Regions from separate parts of the Homo sapiens genome. Here region 2 is linked to region 1. The links are chromatin loops, found by intact Hi-C in ENCODE. Cell type or tissue: ascending aorta. All regions are shown on one strand. Links, peaks and the distances in the headings refer to the core of each region. The heading gives the core; the rest is flanking DNA. Region 1 overlaps PRKG1 (protein kinase cGMP-dependent 1). Region 2 overlaps PRKG1 (protein kinase cGMP-dependent 1).

Region 1 (8,557 bases), core at 416-8,415:
CGCTCAGTCGCCCAGGCTGGAGTGCAGTGGCGCAGTCTCGGCTCACTGCAATCTCTGCCTCCCAGGTTCACGCTATTCTCCTGCCTCAGCCTCCGGAGTAGCTGGGACTATAGGCGCCCGCCACCACGCCCGGCTAATTTTTTGTATTTTTAGTAGAGACGGGGTTTCACCATGTTAGCCAGGATGGTCTCGATCTCCTGACCTCATGATCCACCTGCCTCGAATTATTTAATCCTCATCCTCACATAAGACAGCCATGTGAATCCAAACAATTATTATTAGAATTACAATGCCATCCCATGCTAAGTGTTTTACACATAACTGCTCATTCTACCTACACAATAACTCTATGAGGGTTTTTTTTTTTGATGGATGAGAAAACTGAGGCACAGTTAGGGTAACTAATTTTCCCAGGGTTATACAGCAAGTAAAAGCCAGAGCTGGAATATAACTGTCAGCGGTTTCATTAAGGAAAATCATTAACTCCTAAAAGTTCTGCTTTATATTTTTCTGCACTTAGAATACATGTTTTATTCCCCCAAAGGAAACATTCTATTAAATTTCACCAGCAGCCACATTTTCTAACTTTTCTTGCCTTGTCAGCTTCCTGTCAGTTTTGTAAAGAAATGCAGCATAAAACTGACAGGAAAAAATTCTGAAATCTGTAACTACATGACAGAATACTGAAAATTTTTTGCAAAGGGTTATTTTGTCATTTATTGTATAGCACTTAAACCAGAGGCCAGTTGAACAGGTGATTTAATAAAAACCATTTAGCTAATATATTATTTTGCCAAGAAAATTTATTGTGTTGAATTCTTTTCTAATTTTTGATGGTTGCTTCCTTATTAAAACAGAGTGCCTACCAACTCTAAGTTATTTCACATAGGGGAAAAGTAAAGCAGAAGAGGTAGCTATTAATTTAAGCTGTTTTACATTTACACTGTCATTCAAAAGAAAGAAATATATGTGGAATAAGATATATATGATTCTTTGGTAAAGAAAAACACGTAAAACAGCAGATTTCATGTTTAGATGTTCAAAAGGCATTATTTTTAAATAGAGTATTAAGATGGATTGAACATTTCCTAGCTTTAGAACTATGGAAGTCTTTTGCAGACTCTAAAACATGATGCACACCTCAGGCTTCCATAAGTTTATGTAATGCAAGTGATTGTGTTTAGTGTATTAGTATTGGGTCAGACAGGGCAGCAATATAATTATATGGTTTCTAATATCTTTTAAGAAAAAGGCATCCAAACATTATTTAGAATCCCAGATGTTATTTAGAATCTAAAAGAGCTATTTTAATTCAGTAGATCAGTGTTCACTGTTGTTTTTATTTATTTTTTATTTTTATTCTTATTTTTATTTTTTTGAGACGGAGTCTCACTCTGTTGCCCAGACTGGAGTGCAGTGGCATGATCTCGGCTCACCGCAAGCTCCGCCTCCCAGGTTTGCGCCATTCTCCTGCCTCAGCCTCCCGAGTAGCTGGGACTACAGGCGCCCGCCACCAAGCCCGGTTAATTTTTTGTATTTTTAGTAGAGACGGGGTTTCACTGTGTTGGCAGGCTGGTCTCCATATCCTGACCTCGTGATCCGCCCACCTCGGCCTCCCAAAGTGCTGGGATTACAGGCGTGAGCCACTGCTCCCGGCCTATTGCTTTTATTTTTTACACTTATATAGGGCTTACCATATTGGATGACCATAGTTCTCTTTGTAGAGAGGGAAAGAGTGTCTACAAACTCCATGTAAACACCATGGGAGAGGCATGAGCTACTGTCCTGCAGCAACCTTCAATCAGGTGGGAGACTTAAGGCACATTTATGACAACGAAAATAGTAGAATGAAAGAAAGATGGGTAGTTTAAAGGGGTAGAATTTTAGGAGAGAAAAAGTTCCTTTATATCTTGAAAGATAGAAGGAAGAGATGTAGAAGGCAAAGAAATGACCTAAAGAGGAAGATGGAGGGATGTGGTAGGTCAAAATTTTTGTGTACTACAGTATGTACCAGCCATTCCAGAGAATGTCAGATATGTCACCCAATGGCCATGACACTTTCCTGTGGTCACTGAAAGACTGATTTATCCTTCTCCTTATCATCACTTGGAGCAGTAGTTTTGAAAGGTTGGAAGGTATCATTCATTGTTTGTACTCACGAAATGCAGGAAACAACCTAAATATATATTAACAGTGAATTAGATAAGTGAATTATATTTATTAGAGCTGTATGTCATAAAAATGTATCCTTTATTAGAGAATTACATGCAACTATTTTAAAAATGAGAGTAATCTCTATGTGTTCTTATGAAATTATCTCTTATAAATATATTTAATGAAAAAGAGCAAGGGACAGGACAGTGTTACCGTATGCCACTATTCTTTTTTTATTTCCCCCCGTGGGATGTGCATATATATATATGAGCTGTTCATTGGTATATTCATAAAGTATTTCTCAAAGGATATCTAAGACACTAATAATAGTTTCCTGTGTGTAAGAAGACTGGAAGATGGGATAATAGGGAGGTTTGGTTTTTTGTGATATGCTTTTATTTATTGTTAGACTTTATTTACCCTGTGTTCCTCATCACCTCACTCCACAAAAGCATTTCATTATATACAACTTAGATTTCATTTTTCTACTGTTTTTCAAGCTTCATATATAAACAAATTTACAAATTATGCAAGATTTCTTAATCTAATTAGCATGTGTCAGAAATCTCTATAGGAACTCAATAGAATGAAGATACCTGGGTGTCCTCTAGGCAGGTTAAATAAAACTCTGGACAGAGAGCCCTGGAATCTGCATTTGGAATGAACATTTGGAATCAAGTCCTCAGGGGGTATGCAGACTTCACTTTGAGAAACCCTTCATTTGAACATGATTACTATGATTATATTCAAGTGGAGGGCATTAATGTGTCCTGAAATGTAACTGTTCTATGGAATAGAAGGTGATTCAACAGTCTAAGCAATAAACATCTGTTAAAAATAGCAGTTATTATTGTCACTATTGTTACTATTCTAGATCTCCTATCCTGTTGACTTCCTCCCACATAAAGGGGACATATTGCCATTTTTCTATGATTGCACCAAGATTCACCCTGCCTTATATCTAAGGGGATGATGTAAACGGCCCTGATATGGAAAGTCAGAATGAAAAAAATGTTTGAAAACTTTTCTTAGAAAACTTAGATGTGTATTACTAAATTTGATGATGTCCATCAAAAGTGTTGACATTTTTATATGTGATTGTGTGAACTTTACTTTCCCAGGCCTTTCCAAGCTTGTCATTAGACGGGTGGGTCTTAGGCATTCATAGACATGGGGATTATTAGGATGCCAAGCCGTTCTATATTCTCCTCCCAAATCTCACTTCCCCCAAATGCTGAGGCTTCTTGCTATGTGGATGTCAAGCATCATAATGGTTCCATATTCTTTGCTTTGCAGCGTGATGGTCCCTTATTACCCCTTCTCCTGGTGAAATGAAACACTTCATTCTTTCTTTCTACCACCTGCTGCTACTACTGCTTGCTTCTTGCCTGTTCCTATCTGCTGCTCTTGTGGGGAGTGGGAGAGAATTGACCTCACACAGCTTCCAAAAGCAATTACATCTTTTATTTGGCTATCAAGCCGAAACCTGGCTCTTTTAGTTTACAGTCCGTCACCCCTGTTTTTGATAATTGTACTGGAGGATATTTGAGTGTCTTCATCTAGGCTTACAGTCAAACATAACATTCTCTGCCATTCTAAAATCCATGTCTCAAAATTAAGCCCAGGTATCTGGACAGTCATGTACCCCAAGACCTCTGAAGTACCTGGTGTTCTGGGACCTAAACATCTGTCCACAGTCTTTTACAACATTTTACTTAAAGTGTTTCCTGGAAATAAGTTCCCTGATCACTTACCTTAATAACCCAGCACTCCCAGAGTGAGCATACAGATTAGCCTCCAGGTTCGTACAAACATGGGCTTAAGATTGAATTAAAACAAGTTCTTCATTGCCTGATTTCTGGTTTTGTCTCTCTCTTGACCTCCTTTGAAGTGAATGTAGGGCAGTTTTGTTAATAATATTGCTGTTTTTTCTGAGATGGAGTCTCGCTCTGTCTGTTGCACAGGCCAGAGTGCAGTGACACCATCTCACCTCACTGCAACCTCTGCCTGCTGGGTTCAAGCTCTTCTCCTGCCTCAGCCTCCCAAGTGACTGGGATTATAGGTGCAGGCCACCACGCCCGCCTGGCTAACTTTTTGTATTTTTAGTAGAGATGGAGTTTCACTATGTTGGCCAGGCTGATCTTGAACTCCTGACCTCAAGTGATCCACCTGCCTTGACCTCCCAAAGTGCTGGGTTTACAGGCGTGAGCCACTGTGCCCAGCCAATAATATTGCTTTTTGCAAAGTATAAAAGTCTTGTCAGGATTGAGGGTGGGAGGGAGTGGCAGGCAATGTGAACACACTGGTGGGCAGCGGAATTCCAGCTGGTTCTTCCAGTAAGGAAGCCGTGAAAGCACCCTCAGGTCGACGTACCCAGGTCTGAAAATAGAGCAGAGCAAGACTTAAGACTGGGGAAGCAGATGGAAGACAAATACCAGACATTCCCCCTCTTTGCAGTCTCCTTTCTCTCCACCTTTTTTGTCTGGTTTTGTTCCTGTGTAGACATGAGCTCTGAGTAACAGCTTAGGCAACAGTTTGGGAACTGTTTGGGAATTAGCTTTGGCAACTGATTGGGAGACCAAAGGAAGGATTTGTCAAATAAAGCTAGGGGATGCAGAGCCAAGAGGGCAGCTAATTATTTTTGAAAACTAGTCACTGTGCTGATTTAATGTAAAGGTGGCTTTGTGCTTAACTCCAGGCACATCCCTAGATTACAGTATGAAATTTATGATCCTCAAGTAAGAAGGGAAGCATCTTTAGAAATGGAGAAGTAATGGGCCAGGTACTGTGGCTCATGCCTGTAATCCCAGCACTTTGGGAGGCTGAGGTGGGCAGATCACAAGGTCAGGAGATTGAGACCATCCTGGCTAACATGGTGAAACCCTGTCTCTACTAAAAATATGAAAAAGTTAGCCGGGCATGGTGGCATGTGCCTGTAGTCCCAGCTATTCAGGAGGCTGAGGCTGGAGAATGGCGTGAACCCGGGAGGCGGAGCTTCCACTGAGCTGAGATTATGCCACTGCACTCCAGCCTGGGCGACAGAGCGAGACTCTGTCTCAAAAAAAAAAAAAAAAGAAATAATGAACTTATCATCAACAGCACAGACAGCACATTACAAGTCTTCTATGAAATTTAGGTCTTCATTGGTTTCTGCCTTGATTATTACATTATAATAGTTTTCTAAATCATCTTTCTGTCTCAGGTTTCTTAGTCCTCCCCTTCATTCATGTTTATGTATACACTCATTAAACATTTAATTATTTCTTGTGCACTAGACATAGTTCTGAGCGCTAGGTGTTGTGAAATGAAGCCCGTCTTCTCCTAGAGTTTACATTCAAGTGGTGCTGGTGGTGGGGAAAAACAACAAATTGATATAGTAAAATAACAATAATGGCTACTATGTAAAGAATATAAGAATAACTGGTTACTTTGGAATAGGTGATCAAGAAAGCCTTCTCTGAAAAGGTCGCTTCTAAGCTGAGTACTAAATAAAAACCAGAAATAAGAGTATTCCTGGCAGAGAACACCTCATGCAAAGTCCAGAGGTGGGAACAGGGGAGCAGTCCAACAAGCTCAAGTGAAGACCAGGCCAGTGTGGCTATGCTACTGTGGGCCGGGGAAGGCGAGAGTAGGGAGTGAGGAGTGATATGAGATAGATGCATCAAGCTAGGTGCATTAGATAGGCTTTGTCAGAAGGCTAAGGAGTTTGGATTTTCTTCTTAGATTTTCTTCTAAAGGGTAGCCATTGGGGCATTTTAAGCAAACAAGTGACACATAGAATTTCTATCTTTGAAAGCATGTTATAGAATAAATATTCATGAATCATAGTGATATAAGTAAAATGTTTGAATAAATAAATAAATGAGGAAGGAAGTACAAATCTTTCTTACAGATAAACTCCTAGGCAAACATCATATGTTCTCACTTCTTTGTAGAATCTAAAAATCAAAACAATTGAACCCATAGAGACAGAGAGTAGAAGGATGGTTACCAGAGGCTGGGAAGGGTAGTAGGGGCCAGGGGTGAGGGGAGTGGGGAGTGGAGTAAGGATAGTTAATGAGTGCAAAAAAAAAAAAAAGTTAGAATTCCTAGGCCAGGTGTGGTGGCTCATGCCTGTAATCTCTGCACCTTGGGAGGCCTAAGCAGGAGAATGGCCTGAGGCCAGAAGTTTGAGACCAGATTAAATAACAAAGGAAGACTATCTCTACAAAAAATTTTAAAAATTATCTGGGCATGGTGGCAAGTGCCTGCAGTCCTAGCTACTCAAGAGGCCCCTGAGAAGGGAGCATCACTTGAGCCCAAGGAGTTCAAGATTGCAGTGAGAAATGATTGCAAGACTGCATTCTAGCCTGGGAGACAGAGCAATATCCTGTCTCAAAAAAAAGAGAGAGAGAGAGAGGGAAATTCCAAGCAGTAAATATAGATCTTCCCTCCTTGAGGAAGTGGAGCTTAATTCCTTGCCCTTTGAGTGTGGGCAGGTTTTAGTGACTCACTTGCAATGAACAAGAATATGGAAAGAGAAAAAGCAGTAACTTTATAATGGAGAAACCTGGGAGACACCACTAGTACCAAGTAATGAAGGTTAATGTTACCCAACATGATCTGATAAGAGGGATATTTTACTTCTGTGATAATCATCTCCCAAATTCATAATCATGAGAAAACAAAAGACAAACACAAATTGAGGGACATTATACAAAATACCTAATTAATGTTCCTCAGAACTGTTAAGTCAATGAAAATCAAAGAAAGATTGTGTAACTGTCATAGATTGGAGAACACTAAGGAGATACAACAGTTAAATGCAACACAAAATCCTGGATTAAATCCTCAAACAGAAAAAGGATATTAGTGGAAAAACAGTGAAATCTAAATAATGTTTGTAATTAGGTTAATATAGATGTACCCATTTTTCAGCTTTGATAAACATACCTGGGTTGTGTATGATGGTAACATTGGGAAAGCTGGGGGACAGGAATACAGGAACTCTCTATAATATCTTTCAGAACTTTTCTGTAAATCTAAAATTATCCCCAGAAAAGTTTAAAAAGAAAACAAATAAAAGAGAGGATTCTAGCTTCTCTGTGATGATTAAACTGAGTTTGAGGTTCAAGAGTGAAAGCAGAGAGCCCAGTAGGAGCTAGGTCTACTGGAGTGGTCCAGATGAGAGATGATAACTGTGCCCAGAAGGCTCTTAGATGATGGGGGAGATGCTGGGAAGGGTACATATTTGAATTGTTCTGGAAGTAGCCAAGAAAAGATTTGGGGATTGGCTGAATGGAATTGGTATCACAGGGAAAATAGGAGAGAGGGGCGGGAAAAGAGAAACTGTAATGAGTTATTTTTCGAAAATACAGATATAGTCATGTCAATTCTCATTTCAGAAATCTTCACTACCTTCCCCCTTAAAGTGTAATAGAGACCACACTCTTCATTCTGACCTACAGGACCTTCCATAATTCATTCCCTGATTATAGCTTCTCGTATCTTACCATCTTACCTCCTACACACGTTGCTCCACATGCAGACATTCATACCTAAAAGTTCCAATTCTGAGTCATTTCAGATCCTGGAAGGGTTATTTTCACCTCTTAAAACACCAGAACATGCTCACTATCTTACTATCTTGCTAGTTAATAACAATAATAGAAGAAAAAAACTTTTCTGGGCTTTTACAGCCTGTCATGTCCTGTGCGAAGAGTTTTACCGTCATCACCACAGTAACTCTCAACAATATTCCTATGACGAGAGTGCTTTGCTTTTCCTTTGTCTGCACTTTGGGAAGCTGATGCTTATGGGTGGGATGGCTTTATAATTTATTGTCCAAACAGAAAAGGAGCACTGTGCATACTTACCTTGGAACAACATGTGCAACTGGGAAAGCCAGGACACATGGTCTTACTAGTTGGTGTAAAATTTGCCAAAGTCCACAAAATTAGCAAGTGACACAGCAGAGCTTTAAATTATAATATTTTAGAACACACACTCTTAATAGTTATAATGATACTCTCTTGGTAGTGGGTTATGAGTTTGGTTAATGACTAGACCTCTCTGAGTGGTATGTTCCTCGTGGATACAAATGGTGTTGCTGAGATATTGATTACTAAAGCACTTAACTAATAAGATGATGGTTAGTAAAACAACATGGCTGGGGGTGTTGGCTCACACCTGTAATCCAAGCAGAATTTTTTGGGAGGCAGAGGTGGGAGGATCTCTTGAGGCCAGGAGTTTGAAGCCAGTTTGGGCAACATGGGAAGACCCTGTCTCTACAAAAATAGACAAAAAACCAATTAGCTGGGCATGGTGATGTGTGCCTGTAGTCCCGGCTAACTACAAGGCTGAGGTGAGATGATCTCCTGAGCTAGGGAGGTTGAGGCTGCAGTGAGCCCATGATTATGCCACT
Region 2 (8,557 bases), core at 338-8,337, 160 kb after region 1:
ACTATTAGTTTTTGGTGGAGTGAGAGACTTTTGGCTCTGTGCATTCAGTTCAATAAACTGAATTTGGTTAAATTCAATAAGGCATTCTTCCCTTGTGGCAAAGATAAATTAACTACAAGACTTATAATTTTTTCAATTTTTCTTAAAACCTTTAAAAAATTTCTTTTAGCATCATTAAATAACTATATAGTTTTTTCCTCCATATTGTTATGATGCTTACCACGTGCTTACTGGTAAATCCTTATATGCTGTAAATTATTTATAAGCAAGTAGCATTTTTATTTGTCTCATTAATCATTGTATTCCTCACAGCAACTCTTGCACAGCAGATACTCAATGTATGTATATAAAATTAATAAGTGTCCTTTTTGTACTAGGTAAACCATATGAAATTATTGAGTTTGGGATGGCTGAATATTAGCAATTTCATAGGGTACCTATTTTCTTAGGTTCAGAGCCTAGTTCTATGATTATTCATTGATTTTAGGAAATTAAAATAAATTGAAAAATAAAATTTTATATAAAATTTTCTTTACCGTAATGTTTGTATGACCTCTACTTCTCAAGCCTATATAGTTATATCTGCACCATTTGTTTTAGGAAGATGCAGTAAAACACTGGCTAACTGGAATTCACATGTAATAATATCAAATACCTAATTATTTTAATTCTTCAGTATTAAGGATTTTGACTTGAAGAGATCCAGTCCTTCTTTCTGTCTTATTAAACATGATAAATATCATTCAAACTTAACTTGATGATTTGTGATGTTACAGGATTTCAAAATAATAATTTTTGTTTTCATTATATAATGCCATATAGTTTAAGAAAACTATAATTATGGGATTCATGGGATTAATTTTAATCTTTATTTACCAAAGGATATATTTCAGGGACTGCTTTTCTTGTTGATATTAAACTTGGACTCAGCCTCTACCCTAAAAACTGTAGTACAGTCAAAATTTAGTTATGTGAGAGTTGTAACTGGTAATTTTTCAGGTTAATTGAAGTTAATTTTTTATTTATCCACCTGTCTATCTAATCATCTATGTCTCTACATTCTTAGCTTGAATAATTTCTAAATTAATAAAATAAATAATCTTTTTTTTTTTTTTTTTGAGACGGAGTCTTGCTCTGTCGCCCAGGCTAGAGTGCAGTGTCATGATCTCAGCTCACTGCAACCTCTGCCTCCCGGGTTTAAGCAATTCTCTCACCTCAGCCTCCCAAGTAGTTGGGATTACAGGTACGTGCCACCGTGCCCCAGCTAATTTCTGTACTTTTAGTAGAGAACGGGTTTCGCCATGTTGGCCAGGCTGGTCTTGAACTCCTGGCCTCAAGTGATCCACTCGCCTCGGCCTCCCAAAGTGCTGGGATTACAGGCGTGAGCCACCATGCCCGGCCAAGAAACAGAATTTTTATAGCCAAAACATTAGAAATGTTTTCCGTAAGTATTGACCAATTTATGATCTTCATACTCTCATTTATTTGCATTTTTTTTAAAACAAGTCCTCTATCTTGTTTATACTTTATTGTACTAAATTTACCACCATTTTGAAGTAAAAGTCTACTTTCATTGTACCTTAATTTATCTGTTTTAGCTACTTGATGGAAAATTAAGGCCCATAGCCAGTGTATGGAAAATTATTTGAGCCAAATTTAACAGCAACCTCAAATGGCAGGCAGGCATATTCACTAAATCTTGATTACTGGGCATAGAGTGTAGTTTAGTGCTGCTGAGACCATTCCCAATCTTGCTGAGCTTCTCTGAGGGAATTTTTCTGAATATGATTTGTTCTCCTTTTGCCATCAATCTGTGTGCTTATGAAATAACATAAAACTGTTGCCTTGTGCATCTTCAGCAGACTGCTCTGTTTCATTAAAAATACATGGATGTTCAAATTTTTTTGAAGATGCCTTTGCAGAAAACGTAAAAGTTAGATAATTTATACAAGAGAGCATGAAAGCCGAGAAGTAGTAGTACAGATAACATCAAAATATCATGCAACTGTGAAGTGATTTTAATATTTTCACCATTTTTTTGTAAATTCATTATCTGCAAATCCAATATGTTGTTGATGCATACTGTACGTTCACTTGAATTTGAAATGTTCGTGCTTTTTTTAAAGCACGAATATGCCAAAGCTTAAGAGCATCTAAATAAAGCTTTGCTGGTACCTTAGCCCATTTCCTAAAAGAAAAAGAAGAAGACATCTGAGTTAAGATAATCACAAGCTATAGCAAGTTGTGGTAAAATATATGTACCTTAAATGGTAGAATATGTAGTGAAATAGAGTTGTTTATGTTTGTTTGTTTTTCTCCCTAGAAAATGTAAATACAGACTTCTATCACTTACCAGCTGTTTGGGAATAATTATGTAATTTCTCTGAGCTTTAATTTTCCCACTGTAAAATGAGGTTAATAATATTTACTTCACATTCCTATTGGGAAGATTGTGTGAAATTAGTTAGGTAATTAAATAATTAATTTGAGCCCCTACTGTGTTCCAGACACTTCCTGGATTCTGGGGAGAGGGCAGGGCCAGAATCTCTGCTCTCATAAGCCACTAGACCTTACAAATGAGATATTTCAAAAGTGGTAATTATCATAATAATCATCCTTTTCCTCTTACTTAACACTTCCACTCTGTGGAAGCCTGCTTGATTAGAAGAAAACAACATAAAGTAGTAGTACCTTTTTCCATTAAATTCAACTCTATCTTTCAAATGTAGCTTTAGGAATACTAGAAATACCAAACACACCTGAATTAGGTAAGTGTTGAATGCATTTGTGAGATAGAGAAACTGCTTCATAGTGGACAAATGCGCTTTATTAGACCATACAGCTGGTAACTGGTGAATGTGAGAAATGCTTTAAGCTTTAATGAAAAAAAAAAAATACTGCACATGAGAATCTTAATAGACCAAACAGATAAATTTGTATTTTCAAATAATTGTTTTAAAAAAAAAACCACCCCAGATTCCCTTCATATTAATTAATTGATTGATTGGTTGGTTGGTTGGCTGATTTTAGAGACAGGGTCTCGCTATGCTGCCTGGGCTGGTCTTGAACTCCTGAGCTCAGGAGATTCTCCAGCTTCAGCCTCCCAAGTAGCTGAGATACAGACACTTGACACCATCCCTGGCTCAGATTCTCTTTAAATAGAAAGCTCACCTAATGAAATTTTTAAAAAATGTTTTGATTGACAAAGTATCTTTCGACTTTCCATGGACATTTAAATATGTTTATTTAAAAAATAATGTGATCAAATTTAGTTAATTCTGAAGTAATACTTAAAGCAAAAAGGGAAAATAACCCAACCATATGTGCAAGGATATCATGTTTCACAACTCTGGGGGGAAACATCGTTTTGTATTTTGTAAGAATGGTGCCACCTGGAGTTCTTCAAGTCGTTGTGGCCAAGCATACGTATCCAGTACAAATTTTTGGAATAGGTAAGTGTTATCTAGAGAGTTATTCTGTCTTTCTTTTTCTCCTCCTCCTTTATTCCTTTCTTTTCTTTCTTTCTTTTTTTTTTTTCTTTTTCAGAGCACATGCCGTCAATGACACAGCACCCTTTACCTTTGGTTTGGGCTTAGAACATGGGATTTGTAAACTTTTCTGTTTTCCCTTTAAGGAAGGGGAAAGGAACTACCTTTTCCCTTTAAAAACAGCACTTTCTCTGTCTCTTTTCCTAAAGAGAGCTAATTAATAAATAAACTTGCCACAAGTTGTTAATACATTTGCCCTCCCCACATCCATGAACACATTTATGTGCATAGATATGTATATTTGTGTTACACACACACACACACACACAGAGTGTAATATAGCTCACACAAAGTGACAAATCTCAAAGGGAAGCATTTTAAATAGTGGAAAGGGGGAAGTAGAGGAAATATTTTGGTTTATGGACCTTTCTGTTTCTCAAATCAGACTACAGAGGTAGCTGCTTAATCTACCTGTTTATAAAAGAAAAACCCTTGCTGTCATAGTCTGTAGGATGGAAATGTGTAGTGTAGTATCTTACACACATATCTCAATTTTCCTAGGGTAGGTCTTTTGGTATTTGTGGGGTTTATATTTGTTTTTGTTTGTTTGCTTGCTTTTTAATATCTATATAAGGCCTTAGGCAAATCATGCTTACTTTCATTTCATTCAGAATAGCCAGCCAGTTACGTTGTTCAGCAAACGTTGTCAGTGTTCCAGCAATATTTCTTTTTCTTACCATTTGAGACTCCCAGCTGCCAGCACCTGCAAGTGTTTGCTTGAGGGCCTCTTGCCACCAGAGCATGGTTTGTGCCTCCATGTGGCAAGCTGGAAGTGCCAAGAAATTAATGAATCTGGGAGCACCACTCACCCAGAGACCAGCGAGAACTTGTGTATGATATACCCAGTTCCCTTGCACCGGGGTGGGATAACTCTAGGGCCTGGGTTTTACCTGGGTTCCTAATATTACCCAGCAGAATCAAGCTCCAGTTCCCCACAATGGAAATTTGCCTAGTAATGAAAACTCCATTGACTACCTTTCCTTCCCTACCAATGGTTATTGAGATCAGCTCACAGATAAACTGTTCACACTCAAATCCTTGGCTCAGATCTGCTTCTGGGAGAACCCCACATAAAACAAAACACTCTGGCAGAGTGTCCCTTTTTGTGTGTGAATTTAGGTCCTTTCTTAGGATTGTCTTTCTCCCCCCATGCACCCTCCCATGTTGCGCAAACTGGTGTTGAATTCCTGAGCTCAAGCAATCCTCCTGTGTATCTGTGACTACAGGTGGTGCACTACCACCTGTACCCAGCTTTCCAGATTATCTTTCTTTTCAGGAGGTTCAGCCTGCCATGAATACTAACATCATCTGATTAACTGTTTTATGATCCAAGCTAGATTCTCACCTAAACAACTTTAAACAACCCGATAAGCTTTATTTTCAGATTTTTTTTGGTAGGATTTCTATACTTTCCCATCAAGTAAGTGCATGATGGTATCTAAAGAACTCTTATTGCCTTGCTTATCAGTGCAAACAGGTACAATTTGTTGAGCAGCATTTTTCTGACAAGAATTTGTATTTGATTACATATTTTATATTTTAAAGCAGTTTAGTTTTCAAAAGCTCATGCTTCCAAGTAAAATATGCATTTTTAAAAACCTCAAAATTCACTTCTTTATTACCCCAGCACTCAATCTCTGTAATCACTGGCCTATAACCACCGAACATCTTTCCATAATAGCATTTGCAACAGAAATGTAAAGAAGATTGAACCAATTTCAAAAAGATTACACCAAGAGGATTTTTCTTCTGAAAGATTTTTGCCCTATTCTTTAAGACATGCTGTTTCCTCAGGTTATACTCAACTAACTTTCCCATAAAGATAATTTGAAGTATATTCTCTTTTTTCCCAACTTCCCACCTCATGGTGGCAGCATCCAGATTAGAATTACTTTTTTAAATGAATGTGTCTCACAATTAGGCCAACTTAGCACACTCAGAAAGTAAGATGAAATTTCAGAAAGATACCACTACTACAATAGTTGAGGAATCAGTTAACACTGGAAATAAACTTATTGCCCATGTGTATGGATAAATTGTCCTAGAAATATGTATTTTTTACTTCTCAGGATAGCATATGACTAAGTTAACATAATTCAATTTTTAAAAAATATTTTTAACATGCTACCAAGTATATATTAGACATCATTAACCAGAAATGCATAAATAATGTTTAACAGTGTAATAAATAACATATATAATTTAAACATGTATATATAAATATAAAGCAATATATATGTGTGTGTGTGCATGTATGTATATATGTGTGAATATATGTGTGTGTGTGTGTATCCAGCACTGCTCACCATTAAAGTATGAACACTTTATTATTTCACAACTATTTTGATTGGCTCAATATACTATGTTGAACAGGGGGAAGTTTGCTTTGATGTGTCAGTAAGAAACCTCCTCTCAATATGTAAGTGGCAAATCTATACCAAATGGATAACATCAGTCTAGAAAGTGGATGTAAAAATATTCAGAGCAAATTAGCTGTCCCTATACCAGATAAAACTACTCATACAACCATTCTAAATGATTTTCCTTGGTGGATCACTAAGAAAAAAAGTTTTATAAGAAAGGACCCTATCCTTATACCATAGGTCTATGTAATCATCTTTCTAAGAGATGCCTAATTGCTTGAGGTCCTCCTTTTCTGAAACTACTCACCATCTAATTTTGTTACTCCCCAGAGTCTCACCAGAAGGAGAATACCAACAGTTTCTATTGAAGGATTTATTCCTGTCACAAGCCATTTTCCTTTCTTCCCATACTGACTAGAGCTGGCTATTTGGTGAATTCCAAATGAGCTTCCACCTAAGTAGCTGTCTCTCATAATGAGTTTCTGTCAAAGAGAAATCAACATACAGAGAGAACAGACACACACATATTGACTTTAATGCAGTGACAAAACAAAGCATTTGAGTCACTTATTTAAGAACCAGACCTCTGCAAATGGAACTGGCATGTCTAATCCCATTATTGCCAGCTTTCCCACACAGAGGCAGCATTACTGACCTATCTATAACTGTCCAATAAGTCCAGGGCCTTTGGTTTCTGTCCTTGTCAACCTCTAAATATTTCAAGCTGACATCAAAACAGAATAGGCAGGAGATAGAAAGAAACCAGCATCAACATGTATTTGCTTGTAAATATCAATTTGTTTTTGGCTGTAATCATCCTTAAGTGGACTTCTGTGACATGATCTGGGCTTTTAAAAAATAGCAGAAACCTGGACTATAATATATTTGTAAACATTTTATCCTTTGATTAGTTTTGTTTTGCTTTCACTTTGCTATGTAACTGTGCTGTTAGTCTTAAGATGAACTGGGGTGAGTTCAGGGCTGACTCAAGGAGGCCCATTTCATTTGAGTCACCCTGGGATGAACGAGAAAAGTTGCTGGCCTCAAGTCTCTTACTATCCCTTGGGAACCAAACACATACAGAACTATGATTCATGTCCATCTGTGAGAAGTTGTAGACAGAAGTATAAAGTGCTGTAAGAGCCTGAGGCACAGAAGAGGGAATTGTCTGCAGACAAGGAAACTACCATGAGTCACTTTCTCTGAGGTTTTCTTTTTTACTCAAGTTCTGTAAGTCTACATCTCTCTCAGTGTGAGCAACCCAACTGAGCTGTTAGAGCTATGTGTCCATGACTTTAAACCTGCCTCCCTTGGTAGGAAACAAAAATCCTATGTGTAGATTTAGTATATAGGTCTTCTGATGCCACCATCCAGAGCTTATCTTTCCTCCTGCTGGCTTGAGTGTAGGTCTCTGAAGTTAGGGAAGTCAACTGCAGTTTTTCCTAGATAACAGTGGAATTGAATGCCACCTGTGGGCATCTGGGTTCTGAAATCCGATTGATGTTACTCAGTGGAAGGAATTTCACAAATATACTACCTGAATCCCACAGCGGGCCACTATGGCAAGCAAGGAAATTGTAGCCACTATGTAAAGAACCTCAGGCTGTGGCCTGTGCAATTCTAGCAAGCATCCTTTACATGGAGCAGAATGTAAGTGAGATTTCTGCATTGCACAGTACCAGCCTGCACATCCATTGGATATTTGCTTCTGGACGTATTTTCTCAGCCTCCACCTTTTACATCAGAAAGAGATACCTCGTTTGCACAAGAAAATTTTATTGTATTTGATTAAAAAATATTTTGTGTGATACTATATGTTTAAATTATGGTTTACATTTTACAAAGTATTTTAGTCATTATAATTATCTTAGGAATTAAATAGAAAGTAATTAGCCCATTGTCCATATGTAGAACTGAGCTAAAAAAAAAAAAGATTAAATAATGTGAGTTAGTTGAAACTTACATTATGTAATTGAGTTAGAGCTCAATTATTATGAAGCTTGATGACATTTTGTCAGCAAGGTCTGGGGTGGAAATCAGCCCTTGTGTCTGGGACTAAGTCTACTGGCTCTGCTCTGTCTTACCTCCTGAGTACACTTCATTGAATAATGGTCTGCTCCACTGGAATTGCCAGGTCCCCATTTTTCCATTTAAGAGTTACTATCTTTCTGGTTTCCTGTGGGGAATAAAGCTTTGTAAATAAGAATTATGGAATAATCTGAGAATCTTAGAGAAGGAGAAGCTGGTAACTAATATAAAAGTCCTGTATTGGTTTTGGCTGTGTTAATCTTTTAAAAACGTCCTCCTCTAAAAAATTGTATCCACTCATATCCTGGATTTAAAATGCAAAAGATATTCCCCAGTAAAACCTCACACTGATTTCCCACAAATGGAGAGGAGGATGGTAAATTCCAAGGACAAGAACACTAATGTATGAGGCAAGAGACACAGTTTTGCTTTTGGCTCTATTGCAATCAACCTATCGGTTCATCAATTCAAGAATTAAGTATTGAGTATCTTTAGATGCCAGAAATTGTGCTGGGTGCCTTCAGTAAATTTTTAGGTTAGAAGGAAGGCAGACATTAAACAAATAACTACCCAAGTAATTATAATTATAGAAAGTGCTCTAAAGAAAAAATAAAAGGC

What was found. A loop is a pair of places that touch in the nucleus more often than their neighbours do. Peaks named below come from ENCODE experiments on the same cell type or tissue, not always from the same donor. Only the 100,000 strongest peaks of a DNase experiment are listed, where the experiment ranks them.
Region 2: it touches region 1 in a loop (2.4-fold over the local background); 5 of 110 quality-filtered maps call a loop at or near these places.

What each region holds. Positions count from the first base shown.
Region 1 is chr10:51,712,620-51,721,176 of GRCh38, forward strand. All of the region lies in intron 3 of PRKG1 (protein kinase cGMP-dependent 1), which reads left to right. Among named protein-coding and RNA genes, the nearest start is that of CSTF2T, 17 kb to the left of the region's middle. In ascending aorta, for the core only: no CTCF peak of the experiment used is centred there; a DNase peak (open chromatin) is centred at 4,512; H3K27ac peaks cover 7,365 bases.
Region 2 is chr10:51,872,428-51,880,984 of GRCh38, forward strand. The region is part of intron 4 of PRKG1 (protein kinase cGMP-dependent 1); the gene reads left to right. Among named protein-coding and RNA genes, the nearest start is that of CSTF2T, 180 kb to the left of the region's middle. RefSeq lists enhancers at 6,984-7,053, 7,154-7,213. In ascending aorta, for the core only: a CTCF peak has its summit at 4,308; a DNase peak (open chromatin) is centred at 6,934; H3K4me3 peaks cover 309 bases; H3K27ac peaks cover 4,951 bases.